Regions from separate parts of the Homo sapiens genome. Here region 2 is linked to region 1. A link is a loop called in an ENCODE intact Hi-C map of the cell type or tissue named here. Cell type or tissue: PC-9. All regions are shown on one strand.

Region 1 (5,000 bases):
AGATTTTTCCATATTTATGTATTCTGTTGAGTACTGTAATGAGGATTTGTGATAGAGAAGAATCGTAACAGGGCTATGCCCATGTCATACCATCATGACCCAAAGTGCACTCTTCCCTTTCACAAATACACTGTAACGTGCCATCAGCCAACACTTACATTATCAGTTAGCTCCATCATGAGGAATTAGTTTACAGTCAACTGGAAGTTGCAATGGGAATCAGGACAGGGTCTTGAAGGAGGAGTGGGATGAGGGAGGTCTCAGAGGGAAGAAAAGGAGAACTAGGAGGGAAACAAGAAAGTACCTAGTGCCAAGTTCATTAACCTAGATATATGTGGCTTGATGGTCCCCAGGGTGTAGCATGAACAATCCCACATCCCCTTGCTTTCTGAGCCTAGGATTCCTTCTCTGTTCCCTCTGACTACCTTTCTTCTTTGCTATCTGGCTATTTCTGCTTCTGTCTTCCTCCCTCATTTGATTTTTTAAAATCCCCATAATATGAAACATATTTTTATTTAGTTTCTACCTCTCCTTATTGTAAAAAGCAGAGAAATGTTCTGTATTTTCCTCCAATAAAAAGAAAGAGAAAGCACTTTAAATCATAAAGTTCCATCTAAATGGATTTTTTCCTGTGAGTCTGCAATCCCCAATTGGAAAAATATAAAGGTTCCTTGCTCCCAGGCTAGTGAAAGAAATAGTAATAACATGATGGAAATGAGGGGAGGATGGGGAACGAGTGCAGCAGACCAGAGGGTGGATGGAAAAGCAGGACTGCGAGGCAGCCCCCCCAAGGGACAGGCACCACAGGTGTGGAAGAGTGCAAACAGGGGCTGCCACCACTGCTTGGACCACTCTGCCTTGTCCCCCTTGCTGACCAGGACAGTGAGAAAGGACAAAGGCAACCAGCTCACTAGGATCCCCTGTCTGCTTTCTGACTCTCCAATAAGTGGCATGGAAAGGTATCAGTAGAAAACAAAATGAGCAATTTGTCAGTGAAAAACTCTAGAGTGACTAAGAGGACCAGCCCTGCAAAATCCATACCTGGGGAATGAAGATGAAGCAGTTGATTGTAGTTGTACAAACAAAGATCCCTCCAGATGTGAGTCCAAAGACCAGGTTGGGCCAGGAATGCAAGTATCTGGTGACTACAAAAAGCAGCCCAGCAGCCAGTACAAGGAGGTTGACCCCCACCATGATGGTTAAGGACTGATTCACAGGAGGGGAGCTGACATGGCCAGTCAGGCCAGCCAGGTAGGCACCATACAGCAGGAGCAGACCCTGGGGGGTGAAGAGGTGACGGAGGCTCAGAGAAGTGGAACAAGAGGTCAATGAGCAGTAGGTTTGCAACCAATTTCCTCATCTGTAAAATTAGGATAATAATACCTACCTTAAGGACTGCTATGAGGATTTACTAAGATATCACATAAGAAAACCCTCAGGGCAGCCCCTTATACCTACTAGATACTTAATAAATGTTATTTTCCTCTCCTTTGCTGAGAATTAGTTTATCAGAAGTCAGCAAGTCAGCCATTAAATAAGACTCTTCTGAGACAAGGCATAGGACAGGATCATGTGGGTGGGTTAGTATCCCTACAGAAAGAGCTGTTGGGCACTTGGAGGACAGTGGGCCCACAGAACCTCTGATAGTGAGTGCTACCACAGCCATTGTCTGGTGTTGCCCTGCTCAAAGCTGAGGGTGCACAGGGAAGCTGAAAGTGACCTCTGATCTGCTTGTCAAGTCATGTGCCACAGCCAGGGTAGTGCCCATAGGAAGGGGCTCTTTTCTCTAATTTGCCCAAAGGCACCATCTGCTTGCCAAGCCTTGCACCTGCAAGACTGCATCTGACTAGAAGGGATGGGCCTTCAAAAAATTTACACAAAGGATCTCTACAGGCTAGCAGCGGCTCCATGCCAGTGAGTGTTTATGGGAGATGAAGGGTAAAAAAAGGGGAGAACAAAGGCAGGCTGGGACCCAGGCAAGACTGTGGGGCAGGCACAGACAGCGAAAGCTCCATCTATAGTTCTCACCCTTTTTGTGACATTTCTTGCTCCCCTACAAGGAACCCAGGGCCCTATTCTGTTCTCTTTCCTATGAATATAAACCTGCTCTCAGAGTTGTCATTTGTACTAAGGAGAAAATAACTCATAGCACCTTAAAGTGCTGCCCCCTCCACAGGAGCTGCATTCATACAGAAATCAAAGCTTTAGTCAATAATACATAACACATAGATTCAATTAGGTTCACCTTTCTGACTATGTGTGCAGTGCCATAGTACGTGTAGGGCAGAAAATAGTGACACAAAGAAGTCATGGTCCTGGCTTTTAACACTTGGTCTGGTAGGTAGATTTAAGGTAAGCACAAAAATCTTCTTTTTTTTTTTTTTTGAGATGGAGTTTCGCTCTTGTTGCCCAGGCTGAAGTGCAATGGCATGATCTCTGCTCACTGCAACCTCCGTCTCCCGGGTTCAAGCGATTCTCCTGTCTCAGCCCCCGAGTAGCTGGGATTACAGGCTTGTGCCACCATGCTGAGCTAATTTTGTATTTTTAGTAGAGATGGGGTTTCACCATGTTGGTCAGGCTGGTCTCAAACTCCTGACCTCAGGTGATCCAACCGCCTTAGCCTCCCAAAGTGCTGGGATTACCGGCATGAGCCACTGCGCCCAGCCTAAAAATGTTCATGTTGATGACTCAGAACGTGAAGATGCCATGGGAGACGAGGTGGGGGTGGGACTGTGGGATTCAGAGGGAGAACTAATAATGAAAATAAAGTCAGGTATCAGCAGGACACCTGCTGGTGACCCTCAAATCATATGACGTGGTCAACTCCACCTTCATGGGTGACACTAAAGAACATATTTTGGAGAACTGGCTGTGCCAGAAGGGAAGGAGTCAGCATGGAAGAGATACCTTCCAGGTTCCCCTAATGCCCAGTGTCCCAAATGGGGCCTGAAGGCCAAATGTGGCCACCCTGAGATCTTCAATGACTAGAGGACACATAAGTCAGGAGACCAGGGAAGCCCAACTTTTGGGTAACTGACGCCATCAGGTGGTATTCAGCAGAGTTGGATCATTGCTAATTTAATAAAAGGCAAATGAAATTAATTCTGTGATTTTGAAATGTTCAGATATGATTCCACTAAAAGTTTTTAATTCCATTAAAATTCTTGTTAAAGGGGAAATGGGTGTGAATCAAGTGTCTATACATTCCTGGCTGGTGTCTGAGTGAGTCATATTTGATCCTTGCATATCACTGGCCTTAACTGCTGAGAAGTGTGGGGTAGGGGGCAGTTGACAGAGAGCAGGGGTCCTAGGACTCAATGTGGAGATTGGGGTCCTCCTGAGGAGCTTCTCACTGACCAGGGAGTCTATGGGGTCTGGCTCAGTAAGTTTCCTGATGCTCCATCCTTTTCCTTCTTTTTCCTACAGAAAGATATTACAGTAAAATAGAATGGAAATGAGAGTATATAAAAGGCAATGGAGAAAATAAATCAAATTGAGTCACAAAGTAAGTAGCTATGGGGGAAGTGCTGGCTTTCTGGGCTAGGGAGGACACACTCTTCTACAGGGACTCAAGGAACCAACAGAGGCAATGTATTTTCCAGAAGTGTCTAGGGGGCAGTGGAAGAATAGTAATAATAATATCTAACATTTATTGAGCTCTTGCTATGGACCAGGAGCGGCTGAAAACTCTTAACATGCATTAACTCTTTAGAGACAGAACAGTTCTGAGGGGATATTATCATCATCCGCATTTTAAAATTTGGAAACTGAGGCTCAGAGAGGTTAAATGAGGCTCAGGGTTGGCTAGCCAGGGGCGGAGTCAGATTCAAACCCTGATCTGTCACAACTAAAGCTCCTTTTTTAACCATTAGCAAGATTCTGGAGATCAAGAGCTGTTCACTTCCTAGAGTCTTCTTTTAAAAAATATTTCTGTCAAAGTAATATTTGCACATAGTTAAAAAGGAATGTTTCCCTGCCCTAGTCTGGCCTACCCCTAAACCTGTTCCTCACAAGCAACAACTTCTAATACTTTCTTAGTGGTGAAGTGGGTAAAGTTTACCCCCCCTTTTTTTTTTTATTGAGATAGAGTCTCGCTCTGTTGCCCAGGATGGAGTGCAGTGGCGCAATCTTGGCTCACTGTAACCTCTGCCTCCCAGGTTCAAGTGATTCTCCTGCCTCAAGCCTCCCAAGTAGCTGGGATTATAGGTGCATACCACCACACCCAGCTAATTTCTATATTTTTAGTAGAGGCAGAGTTTCACCATGTTTGGCCAGGCTGGTCTCGAACTCCTGACCTTAAGTGATCCACCCACCTCAGCCTCCCAAAGTGCTGGGATTACAGGTGTGAGCCACTGTGCCCGGCCAGAGTTTACCCTTAAAGGGTACTTATTTCTACAAAAACTCCTCCTTTTCCTCTGCCAGTAATCAGTCAACCAGAACTCTCTGCCCTGATAGTCAACAGGTAGTCTGCTGTCAGGCAGGACTTGCTTGTTTATGGAATCAGGACTGCCCTGTACCCCTCAGCACCAGTTCTCTGTCTCCCTAAGCTGAAAACCAGCTGTCCTGTTCTGAGGACCATCCTCAGTGCTCCATGCAGGTATCCTCTACCTTCTGGAAATAATATTCTACTTTTGCCCATCTAACAGAGACAAATGAGTCTAATGGTGAGAGATTTGGGGCAGTATGGGAGACACTGTGAGACAGGTGGAACCCCTCAAAGGGCCCTGTGAATGCTGCCATCTGTCTCAGAGCCAGTCTTGCTTCCAACCAGAGGGAGAAAGTCAGGTGGGTGAAAGGCACCAGGACACCTTCGCCCAAATCTTGAAGAAAACACAAGAGACATAATAAGGGCACTTAGGAGAACAAATAAAGCTGGGTCAAATTTCTCCTCATAATTCCTCTTGCAGGGAAGATGAAGGGAAAACTGGTATTGTCAAATCAATTAAGAAACCAGACCAATAAATAGGAGAAACAGTGGGTGAATTCCAGATGATTTGGGG
Region 2 (5,000 bases), 350 kb before region 1:
AGCTGCCCTTATATACATTTAGCACAGCCTTTGGGGAAGGAATGTGAATATCTCTTAATGTGAATGATTAGGTTTAATTCATTTAATTTCCTTCAAAATAGCTAAAGCTGCTTCTAATCTTGTTGTCATGTACACAAGTGAAGATATTATGGCATCAGAATCCACACATTAGGTTCATATAGCCCATGTAATGGGGTCATATTAATTCATCAGTATGGCAAATGAACAGGTGGCAGGAAAGGGTATATGACACAGAACCTACTCTCCAAAGCCAGGCTGACCACCTTTTCTAACAATCACTGAGGAACTATGCTAACACTTCATTCGTGACTCCTGACCTTCCTTAGATATGCCCTGTTTAAAGAAGTTTTACCCTTAATGATCATCCACATTCTGTGCATCAATAACCTAACATCAATTCCTGTCTAGACCACAGATTCCTCCAAGCCTTTCTCAGATAAAATGTTCATTTTCATGATTCATGCACAGGCTGCATTAAAAAAAAAATCCAGAGAAAACCTGGAACACCACAAACCCATGCTTATTGCAGCATGTCACATGCTCTGATGACACTCAGAACCTATGCATGACCATCATCCAACAGCATTTCCTTCTCATTTTCAGTATGGGAAGATAACAGGTAGAACTGTCATTCTGGTCTTCCCCAGGACTTATGGGAGGCACTGATCATCAGAAATTTATCTATCTGTTTGACCACTACATCAGCACCCATGCCAACATGGAGAGAGCAGCTCTGGCCACGGCAGCCATTAACTACACTGGCTGACATCAGTTTTACCTCATCTACATGGCCACCAGCCCATTTATGTTAATTTGCTCTTTAGCAAAATCCTATTTGGCATTAATGTGCAGATGTCCTTTCACTGACTACAGCCTGTGAGCTTGTGACATTGCCAAAACCAGTCTCCTCTTTCTTGGATAAATTCAACGACTGCTTGCATGATCACAGTAAAAAGCACAAGCCTTTTAAGTGAGCATAAAACCAGAAACAAATTCACTTTCTGAACAATAAAATTTGATAGACACCCATGCTCTTCAGACCTGTAATGATCTCATATTTTTCTCTTGAATTATTTTCAAATCACTTAATGAACATAATTTTAACGCTAATTATTTTGATTATAAATATCTTTGATATCGAAAGTCACAGTCCTACAGACATTCATCAAAAAAACTTTTGCCTGATGCAATGAGCTCCACTTAAAATCAAATCACACATGTCCTTGCTGAGAAGAACAGAGTTCTCTTTTTCAGAGGAAGACAAAGTACAGAGAGGGAAAAAGTAAAACAAAAAAAGGCAAAGTTCTATAAATTCAATACTCAATAGTAGGTTTAAAAGACCACCCAGCTTACTGACTGAGTAAAGTTACATTTCATAATCTCTACAATCCCATCATAAAGATGGACTGGCCCCTGGGCCAGGTAAAGTAGGAGGAGCTGACCTCTTGGTGGCTGGGAAGAAACTAGTTCAAGATCAGGAAACAAGACAACACAGATTACCACCTTTTTAGAAATAACTCAAGAAACAAATCTTGGCACATGCTTATTTTGTTCCCACCATCACTCTGTAAATTTATTTTACACAATGGAATCTGAATTAATGAGCTTTCTATTAAAATGTTTATTAATTTAAAATTCCGATAAATTGTCATTGGATTTAGTTTAGTGTAATTTCTGTAACTTTTCTTCTCAAACATTTAAATAGTGACTCCACAACATAAAAACAGCAAAGTTCATTTTACTTCTCCTTACATTCCCTTCCCGTTACATATGCACTGGTAAAGTGACGCTAAATGGCATTATGGTTTAAAAGAGAGGCTAAGATCATTTTCATTATAAATGATCTGACTATGGATCATTAACCCACTCTAGTCTCTTGTTTTCAACCAGAGATGCTCTTCTGAACTTCACACTGATACATCTTTCTTAAAACTAAACCAACTCTATAAACATTTATTGAGTATGAAGCCTACTTGTACAACTTAATAGCTGTGTGATTTTGGAACACGTTATTTAATCTATCTCTCATTTCCTCATTGGTAAAATGGTAGTAATACCACCCACCTATGAAATGAGGCCTATGAAGTGCTTAGCACAGTATCTGGCATACAGCAATTGTTCAATAGATGGGAAGGTAAAAGAGACATCTAAAAATACATATATTTATAATCTAGTGTGACTGCAATAACCAACATCATCACCAAAGTAAATACTAGTGACAGCATACTGCTTACCAATATGCCAGACACCACACTAAGTATTTTGCAGTCATGTCATTTAGCTCACACAGCAAATCTGAGAAATAGGTACAACTGTTACCTCTGTTTTGCAAATAGGAGAAAGGAAGCACAAATAGATTAAGGAATGTGCCCAAGACCATATAGCTAACAAGTAGGGGAGTGGAACACAGAGCACAAGGGAGGAGAATAATCCATCTTATGGGCAGTAGGTGGCAGCAGAAAAGATTTCCTAGCAAAAGAAGAAAAGAGATTAAGATGACTTTCATTTAGAACTAACCTCAATAAAATCACTGTGATTTCTACAGGCACATTTCTATTATCTGTAAGAGACTTTACATTAAAAGAGAAGAGTGGGCCGGGCGCGGTGGCTCATGACTGTAATCCCAGCACTTTGGGAGGCCGAGGTGGGCGGATCACAAAGTCAGGAGATAGAGACCATCCTGGCTAACACGGTGAAACCCTGACTCTACTAAAAATACCAAAAATTAGCTGGGCATAGTGGCGGGCGCCTGTAGTCCCAGCTATTCGGGAGGCTGAGGCAGGAGAATGGCGTGAACCTGGGAGGCAGAGGTTGCAATGAGCCGAAATCATGCCACTGCACTCCAGCCTGGGCAACAGAGCGAGACTCCGTCTCAAAAAAAAAAAAAAATAAGAGAAGAGTGAGTTTATGATAAGAAAAATTAAGATTAAGAGCACAGTTACTTTATTTTCAGTATGGGGTGTACAGAGATATAAGTGCTCTGCAAACAACTACAGAACTGACATTTCACTGACTTTGAAGCTTCCTATAAACCAATGCCCATTATCACCTGTCTAATGCTACTATGGAAAAACAAGTAAACAAAAAAATGCCCCCAAACCAAGGATGGACTTAAGAGGAAATAGAACAATCAGCTTTGTGGGGAAGGAAAGGAAGGTACAAAATCATCCCTACACACTGTGGTAGCTACTTTCCAAGATGACCCCAATGATTCATGCCTCTTGGTATCCATGCCTAATGCAGTCCATTCCCACACTGAATAGGACTGACCTGTGTAACTAATAGGATATTCCAGAAATAATGGTGTGTGACTTCCAAGGCTAGGACATAAAAGATACTGTGGCTTCTGCATTGCCTTCTTTCTTGAATTACTTAGTCTAGGGGAAGCCAGCTGCAATGATGTGAGATACTTAAGTAGCACTATGGAGAGGGCCACTTATTGAGTGACTGAGGCTTCCTGCATACAGGCAGCACATATTTGATAACCACATGAATGAGAGCCACTGTGGAAGCAGAGCTTCTGCCTCCAGGCAAGTCATCAGACGACTGCATCCCTGGCTAATGTTTTGACTATGTCATGAGACTCTGACCCAGAACCACCTAGCTAAGCTGCTTCTAAATTCCTGACCCATAGAAACTATGTGAGATAATGTTTACTCTTGTTTTAAATAGCTAAATGTTGGGGGGGTAAACTAATATGCAGAAATAGATAACACACATGTATATGTCGAAGAACTTAAATGCCATTTAGGGGTTGCACTCACAAGCCAATGAGGGAATCGCTGACAAAATCTCCCTACACAATTAGGTGTGCTTCTAAGAAACTGTACAAGACAAAAAAGGATTATATTAGATTTAATTCTTTTTTCCAGAATTGTTTTCTCAGGAATCAATTGTTTTCTGAAAAGTCTATGGCTCTATGGCTTTGTACCAGATGCTGCAAAGCAAATTGGCACATGTATTAAAACCAATTTTATTCTGTGTGACATAAGAGGTAAAACACAACTTAGGCAGTCCCACAGTGAAACCAAGGGTAGAACCCTTAAGTATCAGGTTCCCAAAAGAGTCCATGAGGCTGTGATTTTTGTCCTGGAGTAAATTTTCATATGTAAAATTCTATATCTGGTATCATAATTTCTTTTTATAGGACAGGATCTACAGCATTTTTTGTTTTGTTTGTTTGTTTTTTTCAGATTCTCAAGAGATCTGTAAGAGTTGGCTAGATAATGGAGTCATGGATTAATGGTCAACTGTCTCAATACTGAGGAAACTGCCCCACCCAAATGTTCAAGTCATAAACGCAGAATTTCTTGCCTTGATTCCTTGCTGTCTGCATCCCCCCACCCCCCGCCCACAAATGGTCCTGTCCATACTCCCTGTCCCAAATGTGGTTGATCAAAGGTGCAAATGAGGAACAGGAAGGAGAGTGAATGGAAGGTCTCCATTTACACCTACTGCCAAAGGATTTAAATAAAAAGAGAGTAGAAAACAAGGAAATGGGTTGGGAGGAGAAGACAGAAAATAAACATAGGAGACAGGGTTCCAAAGGCCCTGCCACCATGAATTAGTATTCTAGATCTGTGTGTCTATAAAAAATTAAATTCTTCTGATTTATTGAAATGCTCACTATCTGGCCCAGCAGCAACCACAGAAATGTTCTATTTATATTCTCTAATATAGTAGCTGCTAACTACATAAGGCTATTTATTTAAAGTAATTGACGTTAAAGATTAAAATTCAGTTCCTTATTTGCTCTCAACACATTTCAAGTTCTCAGCTACAAAATTATTAAACATTTTACTATTTATATTGTTGGCATATTAGTAAAATAACATATTTTAGACAAATCAAATGAGCCTTTTTGTGTTTTACATGCACTTTATAAGTACACTTGGAAACATTAGGTTGTTTTTTTTTTTTTTTTTTTTTTTTAGACAGGGTCTCACTCTGTCACCTAGGCTGGAGTGCAGTGGCGCAAT

The links. Peaks named below come from ENCODE experiments on the same cell type or tissue, not always from the same donor. Only the 100,000 strongest peaks of a DNase experiment are listed, where the experiment ranks them.
Region 2: a loop joins it to region 1, with 5 times the contacts of the local background. A loop is called at or near these places in 15 of 110 quality-filtered maps.

The regions. Positions count from the first base shown.
Region 1 is chr3:120,180,084-120,185,083 of GRCh38, forward strand. It overlaps GPR156 (G protein-coupled receptor 156), which reads right to left. Exons shown (of 10, transcript NM_153002.3): 8 at 1,042-1,278. It overlaps LOC105374065 (a long non-coding RNA gene), which reads left to right. Exons shown (of 3, transcript XR_924392.3): 2 at 3,427-3,505. Among named protein-coding and RNA genes, the nearest start is that of GSK3B-DT, 87 kb to the left of the region's middle. In PC-9, a CTCF peak has its summit at 3,009 (motif pointing left); a DNase peak (open chromatin) is centred at 3,008; H3K27ac peaks cover 705 bases.
Region 2 is chr3:119,828,762-119,833,761 of GRCh38, forward strand. All of the region lies in intron 10 of GSK3B (glycogen synthase kinase 3 beta), which reads right to left. Among named protein-coding and RNA genes, the nearest start is that of NR1I2, 49 kb to the left of the region's middle. In PC-9, a CTCF peak has its summit at 2,406; no DNase peak of the experiment used is centred here.